Regions from separate parts of the Homo sapiens genome. Here region 2 is linked to region 1. A link is an interaction called in ENCODE POLR2A ChIA-PET data of the cell type or tissue named here. Cell type or tissue: K562. All regions are shown on one strand. Each heading gives the region's core, and the rest is flanking DNA. Links, peaks and the distances in the headings are about the cores only. Region 1 overlaps TRA2A (transformer 2 alpha homolog). Region 2 has its middle 13 kb from the start of MALSU1.

The links. Peaks named below come from ENCODE experiments on the same cell type or tissue, not always from the same donor. Only the 100,000 strongest peaks of a DNase experiment are listed, where the experiment ranks them.
Region 2: POLR2A ChIA-PET joins it to region 1 with 5 read pairs; 13 of 35 experiments call an interaction of 5 or more read pairs at or near these places.

Annotation. Positions count from the first base shown.
Region 1 is chr7:23,497,747-23,507,104 of GRCh38, reverse strand. TRA2A (transformer 2 alpha homolog) reads left to right here. Exons shown (of 8, transcript NM_013293.5): 6 at 839-967; 7 at 1,292-1,359; 8 at 1,536-2,325. The coding sequence ends at 1,546. Among named protein-coding and RNA genes, the nearest start is that of TRA2A, 30 kb to the left of the region's middle. In K562, for the core only: no CTCF peak of the experiment used is centred there; no DNase peak of the experiment used is centred there.
Region 2 is chr7:23,281,512-23,290,869 of GRCh38, reverse strand. No RefSeq gene overlaps it. Among named protein-coding and RNA genes, the nearest start is that of MALSU1, 13 kb to the left of the region's middle. In K562, for the core only: no CTCF peak of the experiment used is centred there; a DNase peak (open chromatin) is centred at 4,979.

The DNA of each region.
Region 1 (9,358 bases), core at 533-4,532:
TTTTAAATATACAACCCTCCTGGCTGGCTCACGATGTTCATTTGCCGGGCGCAGTGGCTTACACCTGTAATCCCAGCACTTTGGGAGGCCGAGGCGGGTGGATCACGAGATCACGAGATCGGGACCACGGTGAAACCCCGTCTCTACTAAAAATACAAAAAATTGGCTGGGCATGGTGGCAGGCACCTGTAGTCCCAGCTACTCAGGAGGCTGAGGCAGGAGAATGGCATGAACCCCGGAGGCAGGGCTTGCAGTGAGCCGAGATCGCACCACTGCACTCCAGCCTGGGCGACAGAGCAAGACTCCGTCTCAAAAAATAAAAATAAAATATACAACCAAAGGCAGTATTCACAGAGGTATTTCTTGGGAATAAAAGAAGGAATATAGTCATTCCTTGGTATTCTCTTTGGTGTCCAGAGTTACTTAAAAATTCTTGGTGTTTATTGCCTTTTAGTCACAGGGATACACCTTTTATTCATTTATTTATTTATTTACCAGTCTCATTTAGCAGTAGGAATGCATCTTAGCATTTTTATACTGCTGCTCAACACAGTGCTTCATCGTTTCAATTTGTTGAAAAGATTTTAATTTGGGCAGTGCATTAGTAGAAAAGCAGTTAATAGTTTTGAGAGTTTTGTGAAGCCCTTCTTGATTATGTATGTAGGGAATAAGGCAAACCAGAATACCATGGGAGTCAGTAAAATGAGATACGGAGGCAATTTCTCATGAAAGGGATGTTCTTCCTCACTTTTCTCTTTTTTAAGCCATTCAATTTGTATTAAAGTGTCCTGGAAAATAGTCATTCACACTAATGGAGAATTTTTACATTTTTCTGCAGTAGTGGTGGGGGTGGTGGAGGAGGCGGCGGCGGTGGAGGTGGAGGTGGTGGCAGACGTCGAGATTCTTACTATGATAGAGGATATGATCGTGGGTATGACAGATATGAAGACTATGATTACCGATACAGGTAATGTTTTAACTTGAGCTTTCTGTTCTAAATTAGATGATAGTAGTGTTACTTGGCACTTTTATGTTGGATACATATGAATAAAAACTTGATTTTTAAAATAGATCATATATGACGCCTTTGGGAGCAGAAGTTAGCAGTCTGTATATGTCAGTATTTTGTTGTGCTATATACTTTTCTGGTCTCATTGGCAGAAAGAGAACTTAATATTAAGTAGTTATCACCTTAGGTACATTATTATTTTGAATGATGAGGAATTTTTATTTTCATCTGCCTCAGTGGAGTGATTATATAGTATGCTAAGTAATCTTTCATTTCTTACAGAAGACGATCACCTTCTCCTTATTATAGTCGATATAGATCACGATCAAGATCTCGTTCCTACAGCCCAAGTATGTGAACTTTACTTTTGTAGCATAAAAAACCTCATTTCTAATTAATGGCTTACTTTAGAATATTAGAGTATAAGGTGGAAGGTGGCAGTTAATAGTTGGAAAAATATGAGGCAAATTAAACTATAATTGTTAACTTTTTTTTTTTTTTTTTTTTTTTGCTTTTTCTCTTTTAGGACGCTATTGATAACGGAATGGTTGCAATTAAGGACATTTTTTTTCCTCTTTTTTTTTTTTTTTTTTTTAATTCTGAGATTTCCCCAAGCTGTGGATTCTTCCTACTCCTTAAGAAAAAAACTTTGGTTTATTTAGCATCTACACTTTTGTCAGTTGTGTTGCTGTTTTCCACCCATTTTATTATACTCTTAAAAGATGTAATTGTTGTCATTTTGAACAGTTAAACATCTTGAGTATAAAAAGAACCCCAATGTTATGTTATGCTTTGTAAATTTTTTTTTTTGCTTTTACCTAGATAAACTTCTAGCTAATCAAATAAGGAAAGAAACTGTCTTTTTAAAGCTTCTTTTGTGTTAGATACTGTATTAGAGATCTGCATTTATCATGAGTTCCTTTTTTTTTTTAACTTTATTTTTGGGAAAGTAACACATGAAGTAGTTCAGTCATGTCAGGTTTGTCTGGGGTGGAATGGAACAGTCAGGTAGTTGAAAGTTTTTTTTTAGAGATGAAAAGCTTGTGAACTCCTGTAAAACATGCTGTATTTGAAATACATCTGTTAAAACTTAAAAACTAAAGTGTGATTTTTTTTGTTGTTGTTAAGTTTATTGAAGTTTATTCCCTTAATCAGTGAAGGACAACCCTTATTTATTACCTAGAGCAGTTGTATAATTCGCTGTTAGAAATTTTGGTATTGGGACAGTGGATAAGCAGGTTATCACATAGCATAGAATTCTTAAAAGATACATGTGGGGAAAAGTAGTCTCAAATAAAAGCTAATTTCTTTGAAAATGGGATTGTCTCTTTATTGTGGTACCATGGAGAAATATGATTGAGGAACTGGTCCTTCCTTTTCCCTCACATCCCCCCAGTGTGTATTTATATGAAAGTTTACCCATCCTGAGTTTTAACTTCCCAATATTTCTCATTTTTAAAAATATTTTTTCTTACACTAGAATGTTATTCCTTGTCTTTTCTTTGGTTCTTTTAAAACCCTTGTTTTTCTTCTCTTTTGGGGGAGACCGAATTGTAAATATTGAGAATATTCAGTACCAGCACCATGCTGAAGGAAAGATAGGTAGCTAATACCTTTTTTTTTTTGAGACGGAGTCTTGCTCTGTCACCCAGGCTGGAGTGCAGTGGCGCGATCTCGGCTCACTGCAAGCTCCGCCTCCCGGGTTCACGCCATTCTCCTGCCTCAGCTTCCCGAGTAGCTGGGACTACAGGCGCCCACCACCACGCCCGGCTAATTTTTTGTGTATTTAGTAGAGACGGGGTTTCACGGTGTTAGCCAGGATGGTCTCGATCTCCTGACCTTGTGATCCACATGCCTTGGCCTCCCAGAGTGCTGGGATTACAGACGTGAGCCACTGCACCCGGCCTACTTTTTTTTTTTTTTTTTTTTTTTGGAGACAGAGTCTCGCTCTGTTGCCCAGGCTGGAGTGCAGTGGCGTGATCTCAGTTCACTGCAAGCTCCACCTCTCTGGTTGACGCCATTCTCCTGCCTCAGCCTCCCAAGTAGCTGGGACTACAGGCACCCACCACCACGCCCGGGTAATTTTTTGTATTTTTAGTAGAGGGTTTTCACCATGTTAGCCAGGATGGTCTCGATCTCCTGACCTCGTGATATGCCCGCCTCAGCCTCCCAAATTGCTGGGATTACAGGCGTGAGCCACTGCGACCGGCCTATAGGTAGATAATATCTTAAGAAGTCTAAATATATTCCAGTAGGAAACACACTTAAATAACTGTAATGTAAAAGAAGAAGAGGGTGTTTCAAGTGACCTTTAAAAAAAGGTGTTGGGCAGCTGGGCGTAGTGGCTCTCACACCTGTAATCCCAGCACTTTGGGAGGCTGAGGCGGGCGGATCACGAGGTCAGGAGATTGAGACCATCCTGGCTAACACGGTGAAACCCCGTCTCTACTAAAAATACAAAATAATTAGCCAGGCATGGTGGTGGGTTCCAGTAGTCCCACCTACTCAGGAGGCTGAGGCAGGAGAATCACTTGAACCTGGGAGGCAGAGGTTGCAGAGAGCACCACTGTACTCCAGCCTGGGCAACAAAGCAAGACTCCATCTCAAAAAAAAAAAAAAAATTTACTGTTTGAAAGTCCTGTCCTTTTTAAGTATATTTTGTGACTAGGGAGCTGAGCTCAGTAGTGTGCACCTGTAGTCACAACTAGGGATGCTGAGACAGAAAGTTATTTTGAGCATAACTACTCAAAATAGAAATAAAAGCTTAGATATTTCTGGACCTCCACTTTTTCTGTTTACTATTAAGATCTAAATGTGGCCGGGCACTGTGGCTCACACCTGTAATCCCAGCACTCTGGGAGGCTGAGGTGAGTGGATCACCTGAGGTCAGGAGTTCAAGACCAGCCTTGCCAACATGGTGAAACCCCATCTCTAATAAAAATACAAAAAAAATTAGCTGGGCATGGTGGTGGACACCTTTAATTCCAGCTACTTGGGAGGCTGAGGCAGGAGAATCTCTTAAGCCTGGGAAGCATAGGTTGCAATGAGCTGAGATGATGCCATTGCACTCCAGCCTGGGCAACAAGAGCAAAACTCCATCTCAAAGATATAAGTGTTTTCAACTGGCGGGTAAGAAAAACTGCTGCTGTTGGTTCTCTAACTTCTTACAACGGTGGTTCCCACTTAATCTTATTTAGGTCCTGGAGCCCTAAAAAAAAAATCTGAAAAACCTGCAGTCTGTCTTCCCAGAAACACTTGTGTGAAACGTTCTGGTGTTTTTGTGTTGAGACAGGGTCTCACTCTGTCACCCAGGCTGGAGTGCAGTGGTGGGATCACAGCTCACTGCAGCCTCGACTGCCAGACTCAAGCAATTCTCCCACTTCAGCCTCTCAAGTAGCTGGGACTACAGGCGCACGCCTTCATGCCTGGCTAATTTTTGTACTTTTTTGTAGAGAAGAGGCTTTGCCATGTTGCCCTGGCTGGTCTCAAACTCCTGGGCTCAAACAAATTGACCTCCCTCAGCCTCGAAAAGTGTTGGGATTACAGGTGTGAGCCACCACGTCCAGCAGAGTATTTGGCTTTTAAATTATAATCTTGTGCATAGAATAAGATCTATAAGAATATACACCAGGGGCCGGGCTCACGCCTATAATCCCAGCACTTTGGGAGGCTGAGGCAGGTGGATCACGAGGTCAGAAGATCGAGACCATCCTGGCTAACATGGTGAAACCCCGTCTCTACTAAAAAATACAAAAAATTAGCTGGGCGTGGTGGCGGGTGCCTGTAGTCCCAGCTACTCGGGAGGCTGAGGCAGGAGAATGGCATGAACCCGGGAGGCGGAGCTTGCAGTGAGCCGAGATCACGCCACTGCACTCCAGCCTGGGTGACAGAGCAAGACTCAGTCTCAAGAAAAAAAAAAAAAAGAATATACACCAGCCTGGGCGTGGTGGCTCACGCCTGTAATCTCAGCACTTTTGGGAGGCCGAAGGCAGGTGGATCCACCTGAGGTCAGGATTTTGAGACCAGCCTGACCAACATGGTGAAACCCCATCCCTACTAAAAAAAAAAAAAAAAAAAAAAAAATTAGGCATGGTGGTGGGCACCTGTAATCCCAGCTACTCAGAAGGGTGAGGCAGGAGAATCACTTGAACCCAGGAGGCGGAGGTTGCGGTGAGCCAAGATGGCACCACTGCACTTCAGCCTGCACAACAGACGGGGACTCCGTCTCAAAAAAAAAAAGAATATACACCAATCTCCTCATAGTAGTTACCCTGTGGAGTGGTAATCTGTGGAGAGAGGAGGTAAGATGAACATTCATAAAACCAATAAAACAGTTTTATGCTGGGCACTATGTTGCCTATGCTGGAGTTCAGTGTCTACTCACATGATCATAGGACTCCTGCACTCAAGCAACCCTATTGCTTTGCCCTCAAGAGTAGATCTGTGTGCCACCAAGCCTGGCCCTTGCTTGTTTAGGCTGTCATTGCTTATCAATGTTAGAACTTTTTTTTTCTTTTTTGAGACGGAGTCTTGCGCTATGGGTTGCCCAGGCTGGAGTGCAGTGGCACGATCTTGGCTCACTGCGACTTTCATCTCCCGGGTTCAAGTGATTCTCCTGCCTCAGCCTCCCGTAGCTGGAATCACAGGCATGTGCCACCACACCCAGCTAATTTTTGTGTTTTTAGTAGAGATGGGGTTTCACCATGTTGGCCAGACTGGTCTCGAACTTCTGACCTCAGGTGATCCACCCACCTTGGCCCCCCAAAGTGCTGGGATTACAGGCATGAGCCACCGAGAACAGTTTGAATTGCACAGCAACTTGAACTATTACACACAAATACATATTGCTTTGCTGTGGCAATTAAAAGCCCAGCATTTTAATGTATTCCTATCCCTGATGTCACACTTAATGCTTTGGGTTTTTAGTATGAATTTTCTTTTTCCCTCCCAATTAAGTTAAAATTAAATGAATCAAATGGTCAAAACTAGTGCATATTTTTATTCTATGAAACAATTCAGATACTTATTGACATTAAAAGATCAGGGGAGGAGTCTTTGAGCATACTCTGGCTAGGGAAGCTGCTCAATAATTGGAAAAAAAAAAAAAGAAGTGTAACATCCATAGGAGTAATGAATATAGAAAACAAGGCTGGGCACAGTGGCTCATGCCTGTAATCCCAGCGCTTTGGGATGTCAAGGTTGGCAGATCACCTGAGGTCAGGAGTTCAAGACCAGCCTGGCCAACATGGCGAGACCCCGTCTCTACTAAAAATACAAAAATTAGCTGGTCATGGTTGGGGATGCCTGTGATCCCAACTACTCAGGAGGCTGAGGCAGGAGAATCACCTGAACTCAGGAGGCAGAGGTTGCAGTGAGCTGAGATCATGCCACTGCATTCTAGCCTGGGCAATAGAGCAAGACTCTATCTGAAATAAATAAATAAATGTGGGGGAGGCCTTTTTTTATTTTTTAAAAAAAGATGGGAGTTACCAGGCGCAGTGGCTCATGTCTGTAATCCCAGCACTTTGGGAGGCCGAGGCTGGTGGACCTGGGGTCAGGAGTTCGAGACCAACCTGACCAACAAGGTGAAATCCCGTCTCTACTAAAAATACAAAAATTAGCCAGGCATGGTGGCAGGCGCCTGTAGTCCCAGCTACTTGGGAGGCTGAGACAGGAGAATTGCTTGAACCCAGGAGGTGGAGGTTGCAGTGAGCCAAGATGGTGCCACTACACTCCAGCCTGGGTGATGGAGCCAGGCTCTGTCTCAAAAAAAAAAAAAAAGATGGAGTTATACAAAGGAAAATAAGCTTATATACTCAATTATTTACAACACAAAATTATTTTAAAATGACTATCCTATTCACCCGTCAGAGGTGAGAGAATGGATACATGGGTAATTGAGGTACTAGTTTTAGACTGTTACGGAGTATGGCTGCAATCATTAGGAAAAATTCAAAGTATATACAGAGAGAGGAAATGGGGAGTTAGTGTTTAATGGGTATAGTTTCAAGTATGTATATCAAAAAAAAAAATCCACATATATGTAGTTTGTTGCTACATAACTGTTCCTGGTGTACTCTGCAATTTGAAAGTTGTAAAATGATTAAGTAACCAATGAGGTAACTTCCTTGCTTTGTGACTGCTGCACAGAATGGTGCCTGGCATGGAGTAGATGTCCAGTAAATATTTGCATAGATGAATGAGGATAGAGGAGTAATTTAAAGAGCTAAAGTGTAAGGGCAGTGTGACAGAAGGGATCTAGGCTGAAAATAATCGTGACAACCCTAACAAAGGTTAAAAATCACTTTTAGTAATCTGTGTAATGAGGGAAGAAAAATGGCAGTTTAATTATCATTAAAGTGTTGGTGCTTAAGTTGCCTTAAAAATTCATTTATGGTGGGGTGCGGTGGCTCACGCCTGTAATCCCAACTCTTTGAGAGGCCAAGGCAGGCGGATCACGAGGTCAGGAAATCGAGACCATTCTGGCTAACACGATGAAACCCCGTCTCTACTAAAAATACAAAAAATTAGCCGGGTGTGGTAGCATGCGCCTGTGGTCCCAACTACTTGGGAGGCTGAGGCAGGAGAATGGCTTGAACCTGGGAGGCGGAAGTTGCAGTAAGCCGAGATCATGCCACTGCACTCCAGCCTAGGCAACACAGCAAGACTCTGTCTCCAAATAAAAAAAGAAAATTCATTGATATGGAACACTGGGATCCCTGATAATGTCAGATAAGTTAACCATTCTATTTGACATTCACAAGAATATCAAGTGCAAACATGTCACAATAGGCTGGGCGTGGTGGCTCACGCCTGTAATCCCAGCACTTTGGGAGGCCGAGGCAGGCAGATCGCCCGGGCTCTGGAGTTCAAGACCAGCCTGACCAACATGGAGAAACCCCGTCTCTACTAAAAATACAGAATTAGCTGGGCATGGTGGCTGATGCCTGTAATCCCAGCTACTCGGGAGGCTGAGGCAGGAGAATTGCTTGAACCCGGGAGGTGGAGGTTGCAGTGAGCTGAGATCACGCCATTGCACTCCAGCCTGGGTAACAAGAGTGAAACTCTGTCCCAAAAAAAAAAAAAAAAGAAAAAGAAAAAAAAAGTCACAATGGAAAATGTTCTTTTTTAAAAACTTAAAAGGGATATGGATTTATATTCTTTTTTTGAGATGGAGTCTCACTCTGTCGCCAGGCCCAGGCTGGAGTGCAGTGGCGCAATCTCAGCTCATTGCAACCTCTGCCTTCCGGGTTCAAGCGATTCTCCTGCCTCAGCCTTCCGAGTAGCTCGGGACTACAGGCGCGCGCTACCACTCCCAGCTACTTTTTTCGTATTTTTAGTAGAGATGGGGTTTCACCAATTGGCCAGGATGGTCTCGATCTCTTGACCTCGTGATCCACCCACCTCAGCTTCCCAAATTGCTGGGATTACAGATGTGAGCCACCATGCCCAGCTGGATTTATTTTCAAATACTAACAAAGCTATTGATACATTATTTTCACAAACTTCCAGCTGAAATGTAGCATTTCCTTCAACAATGAATGTAGGCAAAGTTTCAAACCTTTGTAAAGGCATACACATATATTTGTAATCAAACTTTTAATAAAACTTTTTTTGTTTTTGTTTTTTGTGTTTGTTTTTGTTTTTGGAGACGGAGTCTCACTCAGTCGCCCCGGCTGGAGTGCAGTGGCGTGATCTTGGCTCACTGCAAGCTCTGCCTTCCAGGTTCATGCCATTCTTCTGCCTCAGCCTCCCAAGTAGCTGGGACTACAGGCACCCGCCACCAAGCCCAGCTAATTTTTTTGTATTTTTAGTAGAGACGAGGTTTCACCGTGTTAGCCAGGGTGGTCTCGATCTCCTGACCTCGTGATCTGCCCGCCTCGGCCTCCCAAAGTGCTGGGATTACAGGCATGAGCCACCGTGCCTGGCCAAAATTTAACATTTTAAAGTACGATTTGTATGCTTTGGTTGTTCTTAAGGTAATTTAGAGTTTATACTATTTTTTAATAACAAATTACTAAATTTGTTATTAAAGTGCAAAGCTCAAATGAAGAAAATGAAAAACATTTGTTGTCTTTTATGTATGTATCCTGAATTCATATTACTGTATGGGAAAACCTAGTACTATAAATATTTCAATCCTTACCTTCAAATGTATATTATTGTGCACTTCACGGAGTTAGAGTGAGAATGCTATGTTCAGCAGGGTGTCTTAAGTTAAACATTCAGACTTAGAAAACCGTTAGTCCACATTTGGCATATTCACTTAGAAAAATACAGGATAGGATGCAGCAAGTAGGGCAGTGCCAGGCATTCCACAGGGATCCTTGTAGCAGTTCACGCAGCAAT
Region 2 (9,358 bases), core at 2,502-6,501, 220 kb after region 1:
TAAAATGGGCAAAGGACATAAAAATGGCCAACAGGTTCATGCAAAACCGTTCAGCATCACTAACCATTAGGGAAACGCAAATTGGAACTACAGTAACAATCGGGAGGAAAAATGACAGAACACTATGTCAATTAAGAAAAAGAAACACAACCACACAATGGGACGGCCCCTCATCCTGTTAGAATGGCTAATATCAAAAAGATGAAAGTGGGCGAGGATGTGGAGGAAAGCTATTTGTTCTCTATTTAGAGTTTGGAAATAATATGTTACGATCTAATTAAGACCCTAACAGTCTCTGGGGGGATGTTATAGCAACAACCGCTGTTACAACATTTTTGCAATGTGCCCCACCAAGAGACTGCTGTGAATGAGACCTCCAAGTTTGGAGCGAATCAGAGTGGCCTGCACTGATTCTAAGAAGTTCAATTCAAGGTCATCCTGTTTTTTAAAATCCTCAATTGAGAAGAATTCTAAGCCAGTGTTTTCTTTCAAGAACAACTCCCTCAAGTTTTCTCTGTCTAGAATTTGTGTTCCCAGAAGTGTTCAGGCTCTAGGCTGTACAGGTAATGACGGTGGGAAAACATTCCAGAAAATACGTTTTCAGCTGACTAAAAAGCCAGTGCAGGCCGGGCGCCGTGGCTCAGGCCTGTAATCCCAGCACTTTGGGAGGCCGAGGCGGGCGGATCAGGAGGTCAGGAGATCAAGACCATCCTGGCTAACACGGTGAAACCCCGTCTCTACCAAAAATACAAAAAATTAGCCAGGCGTGGTGGCGGGCGCCTGTAGTCCCAGCTACTCGGGAGGCTGAGGCAGGAAATTGGCATGGAGCTTGCAGTGAGCCGAGATCGCGCCACTGCAGTCTGGCCTGGGCAAAAAAGCGAGACTCCGTCTCAAAAAAAAAAAAAAAAAAGCCAATGCAGAGGGTTTTGCCTTGCTAGAACACAAATGTGACTTGAACTCTGCATTGTTTTGCCTTCGTTTTCACACTGGTTCTGCTCTTCTCTGTTAGGTTACCACATCAAAGGCAGATCCTCCAGTAGCAACAGGGTTTAAGTGTGAGGCTTTTTTTTTGAGACAGGGTCTCCCTCTGTCGCCCAGGCTGGAGTGCAGTGGCACGATCTTGGCTCACTGCAACCTCCGCCTCCCGGGTTTACACCATTCTCCTGCCTCAGCCTCATTAGTAGCTGGGATCACAGGCGCGTGCCACGAGGCTGAGCTAATTTTGTATTTTTTTTTTTTTTTTTTTTAGTAGAGAGGGGGTTTCACCATGTTGGTCAAGCTGGTCTCGAACTCCTGGCCTCGTGATCTGCCCGCCTCGGCCTCCCAAAGTGCCAGGATTACAGGCATGAGCCTCCACGCCCAGCCCAGTGTGGGGCTCTTGAGCCATGCTTGTCCGAGGTTCCCTACCTACTTGATTACAAGATCTGCTTCTGCAGAAGCTGCAACGGGTTTGGGTGTCAGGAGTTTTAACTGGAACAGCTATTCTACTTGCACCAGTAAATCAGGTAAGAAAATCTTAGTTAAAGATCTAAAGTTTGGCCAGGCACAGTGGCTAACGCCTGTAATCCCAGCACTTCGGGAGGCCAAGGCAGGTGGATCACCTGAGGTCAGGAGTTCGAGACCAGCCTGGCCAACATGGTGAAACCCTGTCTCTACTAAAAATACAAAAATTAGCCGGGCATGGTGGCAGACACCTGTAGTCCCAACTACTCAAGAGGCTGAGGCAGGAGAATCACTTGAACCTGGGTGAGTCAAGATCGCAACATGGCACTCCAGCCTGGGCAACAGAGACTCCATCTCCAAAAAAATAAATAAATAAAAAATAAAGTTTGTATTTATGGCCTGTAAATAGCAGTCAATCAGCAAGTTGCCTTGGAGCCACCATTTAATGATGGAATTGAATTAGATGGCTTCGAAGGGTTTTCTGTACCAGAAAGGGACTGACCAGGTAGGTACTCCAGGAATACCCAGGCTTTGGCTTCACTGGGCTTACCATGTAGAAGAAGACACAAACGTTTGAAGTAGAAAAATAAGGGATTTAAATAACAGTGTATCCCACAGTAGAATGATGCCTTGTGGCCATTTAAAAGCATAACTCCTAATTCTTTGACACTTTTGCCCATTGAGGGGTGGGGTCTATGTCTCCTCTCCTTACACCTGAATGGACTCAGGAGTGTTCCCACCAATAAAACATGGCTTAAGTGACACTACATGGCATCCAAGGCTAGATTTGGAAAGGCTGTGCAGCAGCAGCCTCAACCTCCCAGGCTCATGCCATCCTCCCACTTCAGCCTCCCTGGGAGCTGGCACCACAGGTCTGCACCACCACGCCTGACTAGTTTAAGTTTTTTGTAGAGATGGGGTTTCATCATGTTGCCCAGGCTGGTCTCGAACTCCTGGGCTCAAGTGATCCACCCACCTTGGCCTCCCAAAGTGTTGGGATTACAGGCGTGAGCCACCATGCCCAGCCCCACTTAGATCTCTCTAGTCATCCCTCTGGGGACACTCTCAGAACACATCAAGTGAGAAGTACGAGAGGCCACATGCATGCTGTGGTCAATAGTCCCAGCTGGGCCCAGCCTTTGATTCATCCCAGTTCAGGTCCCAGACACATGAGTGAAGAAGCTTCTGGATAATTCTAGCCCCCAGCTTTGAGTTTTCTCAGCTGAGGCCTCAGACATTGTAGAGGAGAAATGGGCCATCCCTGTTGTGCCCTGTCCAAATCCTCCACCCACAGAACCTGTGAGCATAATAAAGCAGTTGTTTATACCACTAAGTTGGGGGTGTTTGTTATGCAGCCATAGTCACTGGGATCCACCTAAATTAAGAAAAAAAAAACCTGTTCCAATTGTGTGCAAAAAGATTAGAGATTCCAGCACAAAGCAGGTACTCAATAGGCATTTTGTTGAAAACAGGAGAAAGCACTTTGTGCCGGGCGGGAAAGGAGGAGCATGGAGAGAACAGAGAGAGCCCCGAGACTGGAGGCAGGAAGGGGACATGTGTGGTGCAAGACAGAGTGAATCAACCAAATGGCCAGATGACAGGGTTCAGACAGGAAGTGGTGGGGCTTGAGGGTGGAGAGGGAGGGTGGCACAGATGAAGAGGGACTATAGGCCCTTTTCAGCCTTGCCACACACAGCAAGGTGCATCATATACAGGGCATGATCCCCAGCACAGGGCCCCGGGCCTTTGTTGCAACACCTGTCTCCTCTTGCTCTAGGCGCATTACAAGGTAAGGAAGGATTTAGGGCAAAACTTAAATCCTCATATGAACGAAGGCACTTGGTATTTACAGAGGTCGCACTTCCCAACCGCCACTACAGCCAGCCATGGAGGCCACACCGAAGAGTTTGGATTTTCCCTGTAGGTGATGGGGGACCACTGAAGGCTTCTTAATAGTGGCTCGACAATTCCAAAGCTACCCTTTTTTTCTTCTTTTTTTGAGACAGCTCTATCAGCCAGACTGGAGTGCAGTGGCGTGATCTCGGTTCACTGCAACCTCTGCCTGCCGGGTTCAAGCGATTCTCCTGCCTCAGCCTCTGGAGTAGTTGGGATTACAGGTGTGCGCCACCATGCCCAGCTAATTTTTGTATTTTTAGTAGAGATGGGGTTTCACCATGTTGGCCAGGATGGCCTTGAACATTTGACCTCGTGATCTGCCCGCCTCGGTCTTCCAAAGTGCTGGGATTACAGGCGTGAGCCACCGTGCCCAGCCTCCAAAGTTACCTTTTAAAAGATGGCCTTGGCAGGGCGCGGCAGCTTCATGCCTGTAATCCCAACACTTTGGGAGTCCGAGGCGGGCATATCACCTTATGTCAGGGGTTCAAAAGCAGCCTGGCTAACATGGTGAAACCCCGTCTCTACTAAAAAAAAATACAAAAAGTAGCCGGGCGTGGTAGCGTGCGCCTGTAATTCCAGCTACCCGGGGAGCTGAGACAGGAGAATCACTTGAACCCGGGAGGCGGAGGTTGCGGTGAGCTGAGATCGCGCCATTGCACCCCAGGCTGGGCAACAGAGAGAGACTCTGTCTCAAAAATAAAAATAAGAAAAATAAAAAAGATGGCCTTGAGGCCGGGCACGGTGGCTCATGCCTATAATCCTAGCACTTCAGGAAGCTAAGGTGGGCAGATTGCCTGAGCTCAAGAGTTCGAGAGTAGCCTGGACAACATGGCAAAACCCCATCTCTACTAAAAATAAATAAATTTTAAAAATAAAAATTAGCCAGGTGTGGTGGCGCGTGCCTGTAGTCCCAGCTACTTCAGAGGCTGAGGCAGAAGAATCACTTGAACCCAGGAGGCAGAGGTTGCAGTGAACCAAGATCACGCCACTGCACTCCAGTCTGGGCGATAGAGTGAGACTCTCTCTCCAAAAACAACAACAAAAAGATAGCCTTGAAAGCAATGAGCAGGAGACGGGGGAGGGGGGGTGTTGGAGAGTGGAGTGGAGAGGGGAAGGAGGAAGCGAGGAGAGGGTAGTGGAAAGGGGAAGGAGGGAGGAGAGAGTGGAAGGAGGGGGGAGAGGGGGAAGGAGGGAGGAGAGGGGGAAGGAGGGGGAAGAGAGGGGGGAGGAAGGGGAAGAGAGGGGGAAGGAAGGGGGAGAGAGGGGGAAGGAGGGGGGAGAGGGGGGAAGGAAGGGAGAGAGGGGGAAGGAAGGGAGAGAGAGAGGGGAAGGAGAGGGGTGGAGAGAGAGGGAGTTGGGAAAACCATTTAGAGGACGTTACTTTTACTGGATGGAAGGTCTTGACTGTGAATGGTCCAAGTTCTTGGTGTCTTGGACAGAGTTGAACAAAACACAAGAAGCAACAAAAGATAAACAAAACAACGAAGTCAGGAAATCACAGACTTATTAGAACAAAAGTACAACTCACAGAACGGAAGCAGGTTAGAGCAAGCGGCCGAAGACTTCCCGTTATGATGGTCTTCAAGGGTTTTTATTAAGCTAAAAGTATTTGGTAACACCCCTACGTGCCCATTAGAGGGCTCCAATTGGTTACACTCTATGAAGGATTGGCCCGTGACCAATCAGAGGCTAAAGTAGAGATTCGTCCGCGCTTAATCAGAGGCCAAAGTGGAAACTTCTGTCTCATCACAGGAGTGAGGATGTGGCCGGTCTGCTGCCTGTCTGCTGCCTAATCTTGCCTAGAACTGGCTGCACCTGCTGGTCTTTTGCTTCTACCTTAACCCTTGGTTACCCTAATTCCCTGTTCTGCCTCATTACTGTATAATCCAGATCTGGATTGATAGCCTTATGGAAGAATGTTGTCGAGAAAAGAGATTTTGTTTGTTAAGAAAAACACAACATACAAGGACTTATTACCTAAAGGTATCATAAGAGTCCATCATTTAAGACAGGGGTGTCCAATCTTTTGACTTTTCTGGGCCACATTCGAAAAAGAATTGTCTTGGGCCACACATAAAATACACTAACAGTAATGATGGCTGATAAGTTTTAAAAAAAAAATCGCAAAAAAAGTCCAATGTTTTAAGAAAGTTTACAAATTTGTGTTGGGGTGCATTCAAAGCTGTCCTGGGTCATGTGTGGCCCGTGGGCCACAGATTGGACAAGTTTGATTTAAGAGCATTTTTAACCCAGTCCTCAGGGGATGAAATGGTATTGGTGAACATATTTGCATTTTTCTCCTCAATAACCTTATGAGTTGCTTAGGGAAGACTCAGGCTGGGAGTGGAATCAAAATGTCACTGGCTTTTGAGCCAAGTGTCCCCTCAGGACATGTTTGATATCTATGGGGCCCAGGACCAATGGGTTAGCAGCTATTTTCATACAGCATTAAAATGAAGGAAGGCAGCAGCTGGGAGCTTTGAAACACAGCTCACCTGCTGAAGCAGCCTTCTGTTACCAAAGCAAAGCTTGCTGCTGTAGCCCTCCAAGGACCCCATGAGTGCGAAATGTTCTCGGCTACCTCTTGTTAGGAGCTTTCAGGGTTGCAGAAGTCCAGTCTTCTCATTTTAGAGATGAGGCCAAGTAAATTTTCTGAGTCAGCCACCAACAGTCACCAACCAGAAATAACATCATTAACTTGGAAGGTAGATTTTACAGGAAAAGGCCAAGAAGCTCTAGACAGTCTTGAATGGAACTGTTTTTTTTCTTTCTTTTGTTTTTTTTTTTTTGAGAAAGAGTCTCGCTTTGTCATGGGATCTCGGCTCACTGCAACCTCTGCCTCCTGGATTCAAGCGATTCTCCTGCCTCAGCCTCCCGAGTAGCTGGGACTACAGGCGTGTGCCACCACACCAGGCTAATTTTTGTATTTTTAGTGGAGATGGGGTTTCACTATGTTGGCTAGGTTGGTCTCAAACTCCTGACCTCAGGTGATCCACCCACCTAGGCTGCCCAAAGTGCAGGGATTATGGGCATGAGCCACTGTGCTCGGCCTTGAATGGAATTCTTTACATTTTATTCATATTAGGTTGTTCAGACTCACAAGGAATGAAAAGATAGTCATTAACTTGTTCTTTTAAAAAAGTATTAAAAATTCAGCCCAGCGAATTTTTATTTTATGTTAATTATTTTATCCTTTAGAAATAAAATGTTACAGAGGCCAGGCGTGGTGTCTCATGCCTGTAATCCCAGCAGTTTGGGAGGCCAAGGTGGGTGGATCACTTGAGGTCAGGAGTTCAAGACCAGCCTGATCAACGTGGTGAAACTCCATCTCTACTAAAAATACAAAAATTAGCTGGGTGTCGTGACGGGCACCTGTAATCCCAGCTGCTCTGGAGGCTGAGGCATGAGAATCACTTGAACCCGGGAGGCAGAGATTGCAGTGAGTCAAGATCATACCACTGCACTCCAGCCTGGAGTTTGAAAACTTTATATAAATGGTATCATGTTGTATGCATTCTTTTGCAACTTGCTTTTTTCTGTCTACATTATGTTGGTGTCTTCTCTCTTGGTGCTTATAGCTATCATCTCATTCGTTTTTACTAGAATATGGCTTCATAGTCCATTGCATATCACCTGGGTGCCTGTAATCCCAGCACTTTGGGAGCTGAGGCAGGCAGATTATTTGAGGTCAGGAGTTCGAGACCAGCCTGGCCAACATGGTAAAACCCCATCTCTACTAAAAATACAAAAATTAGCCAGGCGTGGTGGTGCATGCCTGTAATTTCAGCTACTTGGGAGGCTGAGGCAGGAGAATCACTTGAACCCGGCAGGTGGAGTTTGCAGTGAGCTGAGATGGCACCACTGCACTCTAGTCTGGGTGACAGAGCGAGACTCTGTCTCAAAACAAAACAAAACAAAACAAAACACATTCCATTGCATATCACAACCGATTTACCCATTCTGCTGTTGATGGACATTTGGGTTATTCCTCCTACTGCTCTGAGTATTCTTATGTGTGTCCCCTGGAACACATGTTGCAAGGGTTTCTCTGGGGCGTTACCTACCTAGGAGTGAGATTGCTGGATCCTAGGCATGTGCATCTTCAGTTTCACCAGATGATGCCAGATTGTTTTCCAGAGCCATTGTTTCAATTTAAAATCCCAACAGCAAAGTTGCACTTTCTTTCAACACTTGATTTTGTCAGATATTTTTTCATCTTTGGCAATCTGGTGGGTGTGAAATGATGTCTCATTGTATGGTAGTTTCCATTTCCCTAACAGTTCTTTTTTTTTTTTTTTTTTGAGACAGAGTCCTGCTCTATTACCCAGGCTGGAGTGCAGTGGCATGATCTCAGCTCACCGCAAACTCCGCCTCCCGGGTTCAAGTGATTCTCCTGTCTCAGCCTCCTGAGTAGCTGGGATTACAGGTGTCCACAACCACACCCAGCTAATTTTTGCATTTTTAGTAGAGACGGGATTTCACCATGTTGGTCAGGCTTGTTTCAAACTCCTGACCTCAGGTGATCCACCTGCCTTGGCCTCCCAGAGTGCTGGGATTACAGGCATGAGCCTGGCCCCCTGCAACCTCTGCCTGCCGAGTTCAATCAATTCTCTGCCTCGGCCTCCGAATAGCTGGGATTACAGGTGCCCACCACCACACCTGGCTCATTTTTGTATTTTTAGTAGAGATGGGGTTTCACCATCGTGGCCAGGCTGGTCTGGAAATCCTGACCTTGTGATCCACCTGCCTCGGCCTCCCAAAGAACAGTTCTTAACAGTTTTTTTTTTCTTTTTTTTGAGACAGAGTCTCACTCTGTTGTCCAGGTTGGAGTGCAGTGGTGTGATCACAGCTCAACGCAGCCTCTCCATCCTTGGCTTAATCAATCCTCCCACCTCAACCTCCTGAGTAGCTGGGACTACAGGCACGTGTCACCATGCCTGGCTAATTTTTGTATTTTTTGTACAGATGTGGTCTCACCATGTTGCCCAGGTTTGTCTCAAATTCCTGGGCTCAAACAATCTGCCTGTCTCAGCCTCCCAAAATGCTGGGATTATAGGCATGAGCCACCACAACTGGCCCTTTTTGACTCTTTTGTAATAATACAATTATTACGATATTGTAAGTATTGTAAAATAATATTACAATATTATAAAATTCTATTCTTATTCTATAAGCTTTTTTCTATTTAAATATTTTTATTTTTTTTCTTTTTAAACTTTTTAAAATCAACATCAAGTGGCTGGGCGCAGTGCTCACGCTTATAATCCCAGCACTTTGGGAGGCCGTGGTGGGCAGATCACTTTAGGCCAGGAGTTCGAGACCAGCCTGGCCAACATGGCAAAACCTCATCCCTACTAAAAATACAAAGATTAGCTGAGTGTGGTGCCCGTGCCTGTAGTCCCAGCTACTTGGGAGGCTGAGGCAGGAGAATCACTTGAACTTGGGAAGTGGAGCTTGCAGTGAGCCAAGATCATGCCACTGCACTCCAGCCTGGGCAACAGAGACTCCATTTCAAAAACAAAAACAAAACACAATGCCAAGAGACCTTAATAAACTTTTTATTAAAAACTAAGACACAAACACACATATTAGCCTAGGCCTACACAGGGTCAGGATCATCAGTATCACTGTCTTCCACCTCCACATCTTGTCCCAGTGGGTGGTCTTCAGGGGCAATAACACCCATGGGACTGTCATCTGTTTTAATAACAATGCCTTCTTCTGAAATACCTCCTGAAGGACCTGCCTGAGGCTGGTGTACAGTTAACTTTTTTTTTTTTAAATAAGTAGAAGGACTTTACTTATAAAATAGATGATACACTCTACACTCTAAAATAAATGATACAAAGTATAATATTGTAAATACTAGGCAATAGGAATTTTTCAGCTCCATTATAATCTTATGGGACCACTGTTGCATATATGTAATGTCTTTATGCAGTGCATGACTGTATTTCAGTACATGGATATACCACAATTTATTTATCTATTCTCCAGTTGGTGGAAACTTAAGATTGTT